2 separate regions of the Homo sapiens genome follow, and region 1 is linked to region 2. Evidence: read pairs that join two places in POLR2A ChIA-PET (ENCODE). Cell type or tissue: PC-3. All regions are shown on one strand. Each heading gives the region's core, and the rest is flanking DNA. Links, peaks and the distances in the headings are about the cores only.

The links. Peaks named below come from ENCODE experiments on the same cell type or tissue, not always from the same donor. Only the 100,000 strongest peaks of a DNase experiment are listed, where the experiment ranks them.
Region 1: POLR2A ChIA-PET joins it to region 2 with 9 read pairs; 3 of 35 experiments call an interaction of 5 or more read pairs at or near these places.

Annotation. Positions count from the first base shown.
Region 1 is chr2:170,036,000-170,041,390 of GRCh38, forward strand. UBR3 (ubiquitin protein ligase E3 component n-recognin 3) reads left to right here. Exons shown (of 39, transcript NM_172070.4): 32 at 4,883-4,986. Among named protein-coding and RNA genes, the nearest start is that of MYO3B, 140 kb to the right of the region's middle. In PC-3, for the core only: no CTCF peak of the experiment used is centred there; no DNase peak of the experiment used is centred there.
Region 2 is chr2:170,159,829-170,165,219 of GRCh38, forward strand. No RefSeq gene overlaps it. Among named protein-coding and RNA genes, the nearest start is that of MYO3B, 16 kb to the right of the region's middle. In PC-3, for the core only: no CTCF peak of the experiment used is centred there; a DNase peak (open chromatin) is centred at 2,553; H3K27ac peaks cover 1,080 bases.

The DNA of each region.
Region 1 (5,391 bases), core at 75-5,074, 120 kb before region 2:
CTGTATATTAATCTTGTGTCCTGTAGCCTTGTTACAATCATTTATCAGTTCCAGGAGTTTTTTGGTCAGTTTGTTCAGATTTTCTACATAGACGACCATGTAATCTGTAAACAAAGAAAGACAGTTTTATTTCTTCTCTCCCAATCTGTATAACTTTTATTTCCTTTTCTTATCTTGAGGCATTAGCTAGTACTTCCAGTATGATGTTGAAAAGAAGTGGGGAGTGGGGACATCTTTGCCTAGTTCCTGATCTTAGTGAGAACAATTATGTATTTTAAAATATTAAGCATTTTAAAAGATAGTTATCACAATGATCATATTAAACCCTGTAGTTGAAATCTTTGGTTCTCTTTTCTACAGAGGGGTGCATCAATCCATTCATTCATTCCAGTTATGGGCCAGTGATGTGCTAGGAAAGATCCATTTCTCTCTCTGTCCTTAGAATGGCTATTTTTATCTTATCAGCCAATAACTGCCAGGATTTTTTCTGATTATTATTGGGGAAAAAACTTACCAAAAAAAGTATTATCACTTAAACATTTTTTGGCTAATATGAGTGATTAAAAATGGGATCCTAAAGTAATGGAAATCTATTTGATTTCTAGCAAAGTTAAGTATTTTTATATTTATTAGCTATTTGTATACATTCTTTGTGAATGATATATTCTGGACCTCTGTCCATTTTCTGTTGGCATCTTATTGTTTAAAATTATATGAATGATTCTCCATGGTTTAAAATATTAAATCTTATTTTGTCATAGTTGTTTATAAGTGTTTTTCAAAATATGTTTGCCGTCTACTTTTGTAATTACTTTTCTTGACCCATTGAAGTTTTAAATTTTCATGTAGCCAGATCAATCAGACCTTATATTTCTTATTTTTTCCTATTACTTTCATACTTAGAATGCCCATGTCTTCCAAGAGCTGATGTATACTTTTATAACTAGTATTACAATGTGTAATCCAGTCTTAGGATTTGCAATATCTACCTATATTTTCACTTTAGAGTTTTCTCATGGGATGATTTTTAAAACTATATAACGTACTTGGAATTCATTCTCACCTGTAGTGTTAGGTGAAGATCTAAAATTTATTTGCAAATAACCAAGTAGTATTTTTAGTGATTTTATATCCTAGTTATTAAATACTAAGGGTTCCTACATTATAGGCCTGATTAGGAGCTTTCTTCTTTGTTCTATTGAGCTCCAAGCCTGTTTCTCTGACAATACCATGATGGTTTATTGTTTAGGTGATTTATTATGTCTAGTTATCGGGCTGAGTTAGGTTCCTCTCATTTCTCTTCCCCAAACTCTGACTCCCAGTTTTTCTTTGCTGTTCTCACTTATTCTCCAGAAGGTTTTTAGAACATTTTCTAAGCCCTTCCCCTCACTTATAATTTTTTTTTTGAGACAGAGTCTTGCTCTGTTACCCAGGCTGGAATGCAGTGGTGTGATCTTGGCTCACTGCAACCTCCTCCTCCTGGGTTCAAGCAATTCTTCTGACTCAGCCTCCCAAATAGCTGGGACCACAGGTGCACGCCACCATGCCAGGCTAATTTTTGTATTTTTAGTAGAGACAGGGTTTCACCATATTGGTCAGGCTGGTCTCAAACTCCTGACCTCAGGTGATCCACCCACCTTGGCCTCCCTAAGTGTTGGGATTACAGGCGTGAGCCACTGCATCTGGCCTAACTTGTAATTTTGATTATAATTATTTTAAACTCATAAATTAATCTGGGAAAGTAGTTATCTTTATAATATGCAGTTTCCTCAACTAGAAATATTCCCCATTCTTTTAATTCATTTTTTGTTTTATTCTGTTGTATGCATATTATGTTTCAGTTTTGAAACATTTGTTAATTATGCGTTCTTAGTAGTATATAATTCTTGCATACGGCAATTTGGACTGATTTTAAATAATATTGGAAGGTCACATACAATAATAAGCAAATTAATAATAGCATAAAGGAATCCACCTCTCATTTTGAGAAAGATTGCTTGTATTGTAGAAAATAGCTGTTAGCATATAATGTAAAATAAGATTCTAGTATTCTGTTAAGCACTTTAAGTTTTTCAGTTGCATATACTACCCCTATTTTATTAAACTATATTTAATTTTTTTATTTGGGAATGCTTTTCTTTTCTATACCTAAAAGCTCTGCAATTTGTTGGTCTGTAGGTTATCATGCAAGAAGTTCTCAAGCCTTTTTGATTTTTGTGCAATAAAGTACAGCTTTGCATAAGAGTGAAATTGGGCTAGCTTAAATGGATCCATAAACTTTCTTCTAATTTTAAGTGAGACTCTTTTAAACACCTGTTAAATTTAATGTAGCAGTCTGAGAATCTAAAATTATGTACCACTCGTTTATTTGTTCATTCATCCATCCCTTTTCCCATGAATATTTCATTTGTTTATCCAGCTAGTTTTATTAACTGTTTTAATCCAGGCATTGGGATATAATGATAAGCAAGATATCATTCCTGTGGAAACTTCTTCCAGGCACTAAAGATATAGAGGATGAATTAGAGGAACATAAAATTGGAGGAGATTGAATACTTAAAGGCAGTGGCCATAGGGATGGCAAAGAGGAAGTAGAGATAGAGTCATTAGGACTTAGTGCCAATTAAATACGGGGTGAGTGAGAGAAGATGGCTTTGGGATGTCCTCAAGTTCCTAGCTTATTTATTCATTATGCTTTTATTGGAGGACTATCATGTTTTAGGCATTGTTATGTTTCAGGCATTGTATAAATGCAGGAGGACGTAAGAAATAAGCCACATCAGAACTTAGATTATAGAGGGGAAAGTATTAGGTTGGTGCATTGCTTTTAGTGGCAGAAACAGCAATTACTTTGGCACCAGCATAATAGAATGGTTGTGACTGGGGTGGGAGTGTGCGTATAGAGAGAAAGATTATGGGTTCACTTTCAGGCCTGTTGAGCTGCCTGCCTGTTAGATATACAAGCGGAAGTAATGGATATTCAGATAGAGAGTTCGAGAGAGTCATTGCTGGACATACAGTCATCAGTGTATAGCTGGCAATTGAAATCATGGATTAGAAGGTCTTTCAAAAAGAGTCCTTAGTGAGAAAAGAAAGGGAGAATTGGAATCTTGAGGAATAACAGTTTGTTAGTCAGAGGAAGATGAACCTGTGAAGAAGACTAAAGTGGAGTAATCAGAGAGATAGAAGGTAACTTGGGACAGTGTTTCACAAAAGCCAAGAAAATTTTCCAGGCAGAATGTTCAGCTGTATCTAAAGTCAAGTCAAGGGTCTGTAAGATAAGGATTTAAAATGTCCACTAAATTTTGTAATTAGGAGATCATTGTTGATCATGTGAAACTATTTCTGTGGGGAATTTGAATAATAGAAATGGTGTGACCCCTACACTTTTTTTTTTTAGACCTTGGCCTTGCAGAGAGGCTAGATAAACTTGAAAGACCGTATCAGGATTCATAGCATTAATGAAGGGTTATCCTTGGAGAGGAAAACAAGTATACTAAGGAATATTTGTAGAAAATGGAGAAATTCAGAGAGCTGTCTTCCTCTGTCAGCCAAAAGTTTCTCAGCAGCAGGGGTTGATTTACTCAGCAGTGTGTTTAGTGCCTGACCTGTAGTAAGTAATTAGTAAATATTTGCTGAATGATCGAGCCTAATAAAAGAGTTGAAGAATTTTGTTCATCCCAAGTCTAAAGTGTAGCTTCAGAATTTAGCCACTTCTGGAGCTTAAGATTTACTTTTCTTCTCTGTCATTAAAAATTAAACATGTAGTCAAAAAATTAACCTTCTAAAGGCATTTAAAAAATTCTTTTAGAATAAGCTCTGCTTTATAATATAGTCTATGTTTTTCATAGTACTGCACATTCCTAAGGTTTACTACTTTGTCTTTTATAGTGTACTTTTTAAAATTTATTTTTTGTAGAGACAGGGTCTCACTGTGTTGCCCAGTTGGATCTTGAACTCCTGATTTCAAGTGATCCTCCCACCTCAGCCTCCCATGCCTATTGGGATTACAGGCATGAGACACCACATCTGGCCCTTTTATAGTGTATTTTAAGTTCTGCTTTGGTTATCTCTTTTTGAAACTTTGCAAATGTTAAAGATTTTATTTGAATTTTGTTAGTTATAAAGTTGAAACATTTTATTTTATTATTAATTTTGAGACAGAGTCTCACTTTTTCACCCAGGCTGGAGTGCAGCAGCACAATCACAGCCCGCTGCAGCCTTGACCTCCTGGGTTCAAGCAATCCTCCCACACACCACTAAGCCCTGCTAATTTTTTATATTTTTTGTAGTGGCGGGTTTTCACCATGTTGTCAATCTGGTCTCAAACTTCTGAGCTCAAGTGATCCGCCTGCCTCAGCCTCACAAAGTGCTGGGATTACAGGCATGAGCCACTGTGCTCGGCTGAAACATTTTAATAAGAGCAGTTAACCATACCTTTTCAACAGGAATTGATTTGGGAACTCTGCCTATCTCTTTTTAAAGATGTGAAAACTTACTTATTCGTTATTGCTAAGTTTGTGATAAGTATCCTATAAGCCACTCCATTTGTAGTGAAACTAATTCTTTCATTCTCTATGTAATACTTTAATTTCTGTAATCTAAGATCAGAAACACTCATAATCAAGTTAATGTATCCTAATTGTTCACTTTGATAACACAACACATTTTCTATACATTTTCTTCATGTTAGAGTCAAGAGAATATGAGTCTAAAATGTAATTTTTTTGCAAAAAATATGACTCCTAAGGTTTTTTTTTACATTTCTTCTTTGTGTATTAAAGTTTTTATTTCTGTTCCATAGATATATATGTGACATATAAAATAAATTAGAAAGAGAAGATATACAATACTATGTAAAGTGACTACATTTTTCTTTTAGGCTGGGATATGAAGAACAACAGCCTGAGGTTCCAATTCTTTATCATGATGTAACATCCCTTTTGCTCATCCAGATCTTAATGATGCCACAACCCTTACGCAAAGGTATGTCTTTATAATTCAGATTCTTTGATTATATACTATGTATTTTGAATATTCTAGAGATTATAGAGACAAATAGGCTGGGTGTGGTGGCTCATGCTTGTAATCCCCGCACTTTAGGAGGCTGAGGTGGGTGGATTGCTTGAGCACAGGAGCTCGAGACCAGCCTGGGCTATTAATATAGTGAGATGCTGTCTCAAAAAGAGAAAGAGAAGTAAATACAGCAGTAAGTATGATGGATACTTTTTGTGGTAATAACAGACATTGTTTTTTCTATTATTAGCAAATAGTAATCGTATCTAAAAAATGACAATGAAAAAGTGTTTTTTAAAATTCTTGTGGGTCTGTTCAGCTTTTTAGTCACTAAGAGGTAAAGACATGGGAAAACATTCTGAAAATGGTTTAAAA
Region 2 (5,391 bases), core at 167-5,166:
ACTGCATCTGGAACACAGTAAGCAGTATATACAAATAAACCAATTGCAACCAGACCCCTGGTCCCAAAATGACAATTTTATTTGAGATTCTCTTAAGAAACTTCTAAACCCCAAAGAACTGAAGTCCAGGGTTGTGCCAAAACATCCACCCAGGCTGATCCCACTGCCTCCTGGAGAGCCCCTATGCTGGTTCTCTTGTTTGCTTTCTAGATTCTTGATTTAAGCCTCACATTCCTGCTTCTCAGCTGTGCAGCCCTCTCCTGTGACTCTCAGTCAGCTTGCAGGACCCCTTCAGGACTTCCTCCTCCAGGCAGTCTCCCCAGCCCACAGTGATGACCCCTGCTTGAGACTGGGAGTTTCTTGCACTTATTATTTTGTACTTAATTGCAACCTGCCACGTGATATTTGTTATATCGCTTTTTTTTTTTTTTTTGACATGGAGTTTTGCTCTTGTTGCCCAGGCTGGAGTGCAATGATGTGATCTTGGTTCACTGCAACCTCCGCCTCCTGGGTTCAAGTGATTCTCCTGCCTCAGCCTCCCAAGTAGCTGGGACTACAGGCATGCGTCAGCCTGCTCAGCTAATTTTGTATTTTTAGTAGAGATGGGGTTTCACCATGTTGGTCAGGCTGGTCTCCAACTCCTGACCTCAGGTGATCCACCCACCTCGGCCTCCCAAAGTGCTGGGATTACAGGTGTGAGCCACAGTGCCTGGCCCATAATGCATTCTTATACATTTTTATTTAACTTGTAACAATACTTATGCTTTGTCTACACAACTTAATTATAAGCTTCATGCCAGTAGAGACTTTTCCTTTTGCCTCTTTGTTTTCTCCACCGTGTCTAGGATAATATTTTGCACATGAGATACGTTCCCTAAACATTTGCCAATTGAATCATAAACCACTTTAAAACAAAAATAGCTGACATGAGGCTAAATATAACAAAATTAAGTGTTACTTGGTTTCTTAGTTTCATTTTGCAAATTTTTGTTTCATTTTGAAAGTTTGGAAGTCTTTAATTAGAAATGCATTTATCCTACATGGTACTTTGAAACCAAAGATGTTAGAGTGACACCACTTTATTGTTTTCTTGAAGTGTTAAGTGATGTGTAAATAGAATATTGTTTGACTAATTTTTTTTTACATTTGTATATTTTAAGGTATGGGGAGGGTGGTTTTTGAAATACGGCTAAAAGTCAAGTGAGAAGAATATACATTATCACCTAATTTAATTTTAAGATTAGACTGAAGCACAAGAAACCTCAGCATCATTTAGTTCTCCTTCATGTTGTATGGAACCAGTAATCTAATACCTATCCTGAGAATCTGTCGGCTTCTCTCTTTCTTTTCTCGCCCTACTCTAGTAATTATTTTAACTTTCAATATCCCTTCACGAGTAGGTTTTTGTCATTTTGAGATACCCCCACATCTTTTCAATCAAAAGGCAGAGTGGGAGGAGAGGAGGAAAAAGAGGAGGAAAGAAGTACAGCTATTTTTTATGTCTAGCACAACTCTCTAATATTGCAGACAGGAACCAAGTACTTTACTGGTGCATGTCATTTATTCAGTCTTCTTAATCTTCTCTTTGTAGTGAAAAATCCTAGATTCTTGAGCTTTTCTCAGAACGTATTTATGACTTTAATCATCCGGGTTGCTCTCTTTGGAACCTTTTCCAGTTTCACAATAAAAACAATTTAACAGAGTTTCTGAGCCCTAGTGTTTTTTCTTTAGAAAAAGAGCACTTGCTTCACTGGAATTTATCCTCCTTCCCTTTCTTCCCCACTTCTTCACTTTCTTTTTAGTGTAAAGCTGAATTATACGAGAATTAAAGAAGTCATTTGCTTCTGTTCATTCTTGATCTGTGTGTGTGTGTGTGTGTGTGCGTGTGTACAGTCTTAGCTCAAAAGAACAAACTTTAGCCAATAAGTTAAGCCAATAGTGAGAAATATCTCAACTCCCCTCCTGGACTGGGGCTTGAGGCTCTTGGAGCCTTGCCTGATGGAGAAATTTGAATGAGCTTATGGTGAAAACATGGCTTACAGTATGTGGATCCTAAAGCCCTTTCACCCCATCTCCTCTAGTGAACCAATGTTGTTTTTGCCCACTCAACATCCTTTCTCCTTTCCTCTGGGAGAGGAAGGCGCAGGAGTCCCATTTCCCATGGGGAGTCCTTGTGGCTTGACTGGGGCAGACACTGCTCACATCTCACAGGAGTAGGCAGTGACTCCAGCCTGGCCAATCAGAGAGCTCCATTTCCCAATTCGCAGTGATTGGTTCAGGGCTAGACACATGACCAAAGCCAGATCAGTTGGAGTTTTCCTTGGGACACTTCTTTTTGTGCTGTTCTGCCAGTGGAGGGGACTAACTTTATGGATTAGCAATCTTGGGTTGCTGTGGCCACCTTGTTTCTCAGGTGGAGAGAGCCTGTTAGAAAGATGGGGAGAGAGAGAGAGAGAGAGAGCGCTCTGATGAAATCCTGTGAGTGATGCCTGAAGTCAGTCAGTATAGCCCTGGACATGTCTGAAATATGAGTCAAGAAACCACCTTTGGAAAAAAAAAAAAAAAAAAAAGCTGGTTTGAGACATGTTTTTGTCACTTATACACAGTTTCTGACTAATACACTTGTCATTTTATAATGAGGACATTGAGCCACAGAGTGGTGAAGCGTCTGCCATAGCCTCCTAATTAGAATTTTTGCTGCCATGTTGGCATTATCCCATTTCCTTCACTTTCAGCCCACCACTCCCCTTTTCCCTGTGATGCCAGAATGCTCTTTCTAAACCTCGTACGTGGTTGTCTAATTGAGCTCTTTTTTTTTTTTTTTCTTTTGAGGCAAAGTCGCTCAGTCACCCAGGCTAGAGTGCAATGACATGATCTCGGCTCACTGCAACTTCCGCCTCCCAGGTTCAAGTGATTCTCGTGCCTCGGCCTCCCCAGTAGCTGGGATTACAGGTGCCTACCACCACACCTGGGTAATTTTTATATTTTAAGTAGAGGCGGCGTTTCACCATGTTGGCCAGTCTGATCTCGAAGTCCTGACCTCGAGTGATCCATCCACCTCAGCCTCCCAAAGTGCTGGGATTACAGGCATGAGCCACCATGCCTGGCCTGATTGAGCTCTTTATGATAAAACTCTTTGATGACTCTCCAGTTGCGTATGCTGAATACAGCTGAAGCTTCCCAGCATGGCATACGTGATCTCACAGTCAGGTCTCTGTCCCACACGACTGCCTCTGCTTCTCCTTGGTATTTATGCTCCAGCTATTCTAAAATACTTAAGGTTCCCCAAACATGCCATGCCATTTTAAACTGCTTTCTTTTGCCACCTAGAATTCCCTCTGTCCGGAATGCTCTTCGTGTTCTATGCTAATTTTGAGCTTTTTATTTGTCCTTCAAAATTAATCCAGTTAAAACAAAAGTCAACCCAGTCATCATCCCTCTCCCTGAAGGAGCTTAGAAACTAACAGTAATTCAAGTGACTTCCTTGAGATGACTTGGCTGGTAGTCAGAACTGGAACCCAAGTCTCCTGACTTCCAGCCCATTGCTCTCCTACTGCCCTATGATAGATTTAACCTGGAAAAGATCCAGTGGACGCTTATTTCTCCTCTGTTTATGCAAGTACATCAGTTGCACTGGATCACCCTTATTCCCCACCCTGGCATCTCGATGGCAGCAGCAGACTTCGTTGTACAGAATTTTAAATGTGCCACCAATTATGTGCTGTCTTTCAGGTTGTGCTAATAGCATAAAATGTACGATGCTGAATGTGTTTCTCTAATCTATTCATGTATAATGGTAGCTCCCGGCTCTTAGCATCTGGCCTGCTAACTGCATAGTAAATAATAGTAAACATGCTGCAAGTCTTAATGAACTACTTGTCTAAAATTATTTCTGTAAAATCAGAATACTATTGTTGCTATCAATAAAAACAGCCATTGTGGACGGGTGCCTGGGCCCCACTCTGGCCCAATTAAATAAGAATTGCTGAGGGTGAAGCCAGGCCTTGTGATTGTGAAAGCTTCTGTGGTGATTCCAATGTACAGTCAGGGTTGAGAATCACTGGGCTCATCAGTTCCTCCTTGAGAGGAGGCCTAAGCAGGATTGACAAAAGTTTTAAGCTATGGAACCAAAATAAGGTCATAAGGGGAAGATGTGACATTTTAAAAGAGTTATAAAATATATTTACTTTTTGGCTGATTTGGGGCACACTGCCTAGGAGTTAGGCCATCTCTGGAAAGATATTTTTTAGAAAAGAAAAAATAATTATACATGTATATATGTATATATATGTGTGTATATATATGTATATATGTGTGTGTGTGTATATAGATATGTACTTTTTAATTGCTAAAGCTAGATGTTGTCTGTATACTAAACATCATTTTCTTTGTTTCTGTATTTTTTCCTCATTAAAATATCATTATAAAGTGCTGCCTTATTGCCAGGAAAACAGAGAGGAGTTCACCTAGTTAGCTTAACCTTTCCTGGAGACTTTGTTCTACTTGATCACACTTTGTGTTCCTAACTCTCCTCATTCCTGCAGTGGTGAGAATACAAAAAAATTCTACAAAATGCTCTGTTGGCTTCTTTCCCCTCTTCCCTTTGCCTCTCCAGGGTAGCACTGGTCTGTACATTGTATCTAAATGCACTAACTGAACCCGTTTTGTTTTTACATTTAACTCCTCGTAAGTGATAGATATCTTCTCTAGTTAAAGCAATCTGTACAATATTTAAAAGTTTACAGTTTTAACAAAATCATCCTTGCTTAGTTTTGCTTTGTGCCTGGTATACACAACATCAGGCTCAGGATATTCAGAGTTCATATATGCCTTGGCAAGTGGTAGCAGGGCTTTCCTGGCTTTGGGGATCAGGTATGGAAATCCAAACTCCTCAAAATGTGTTCTGTGCTTCTGAATGCTGTTTTATTGTTTTACTCTCTCTGCAAACATCCTACGAGTCTTTTACTTTTTTTTTTTTTTTTTTTTTTGAGACAGAGTCTTGCTCTGTTGCCCAGGCTGGAGTGCGGTGGTGCAATCTTTGGCTTACTGCAACCTCTGCCTCCTGGGCTCAAGCGATCCTCCTGCCTCAGGCCCCCAAGTAGCTGGGATTACAGGTGCATGCCACCACACCTGGCTAACTTTTTGTATTTTTAGTAGAGATGGGGTTTCACCATGTTGGCCAGGCTGGTCTCGAACTCCTGACCTCAAGTGATACACCTGCCTTGGCCTCCCAAAGTGCTGGGATGACAGGTGTGAGCCCCGTACCTGGTCATGATACAAGTCTTAATGAACTACTTGTATAAAATCATCTCCTTTCCTTTTGACTGGGAGTAGAAGTCCTATTTTATATGAGGAGCCCATTCCATATGGCTTGAGCAGGGCAGCCCCTGC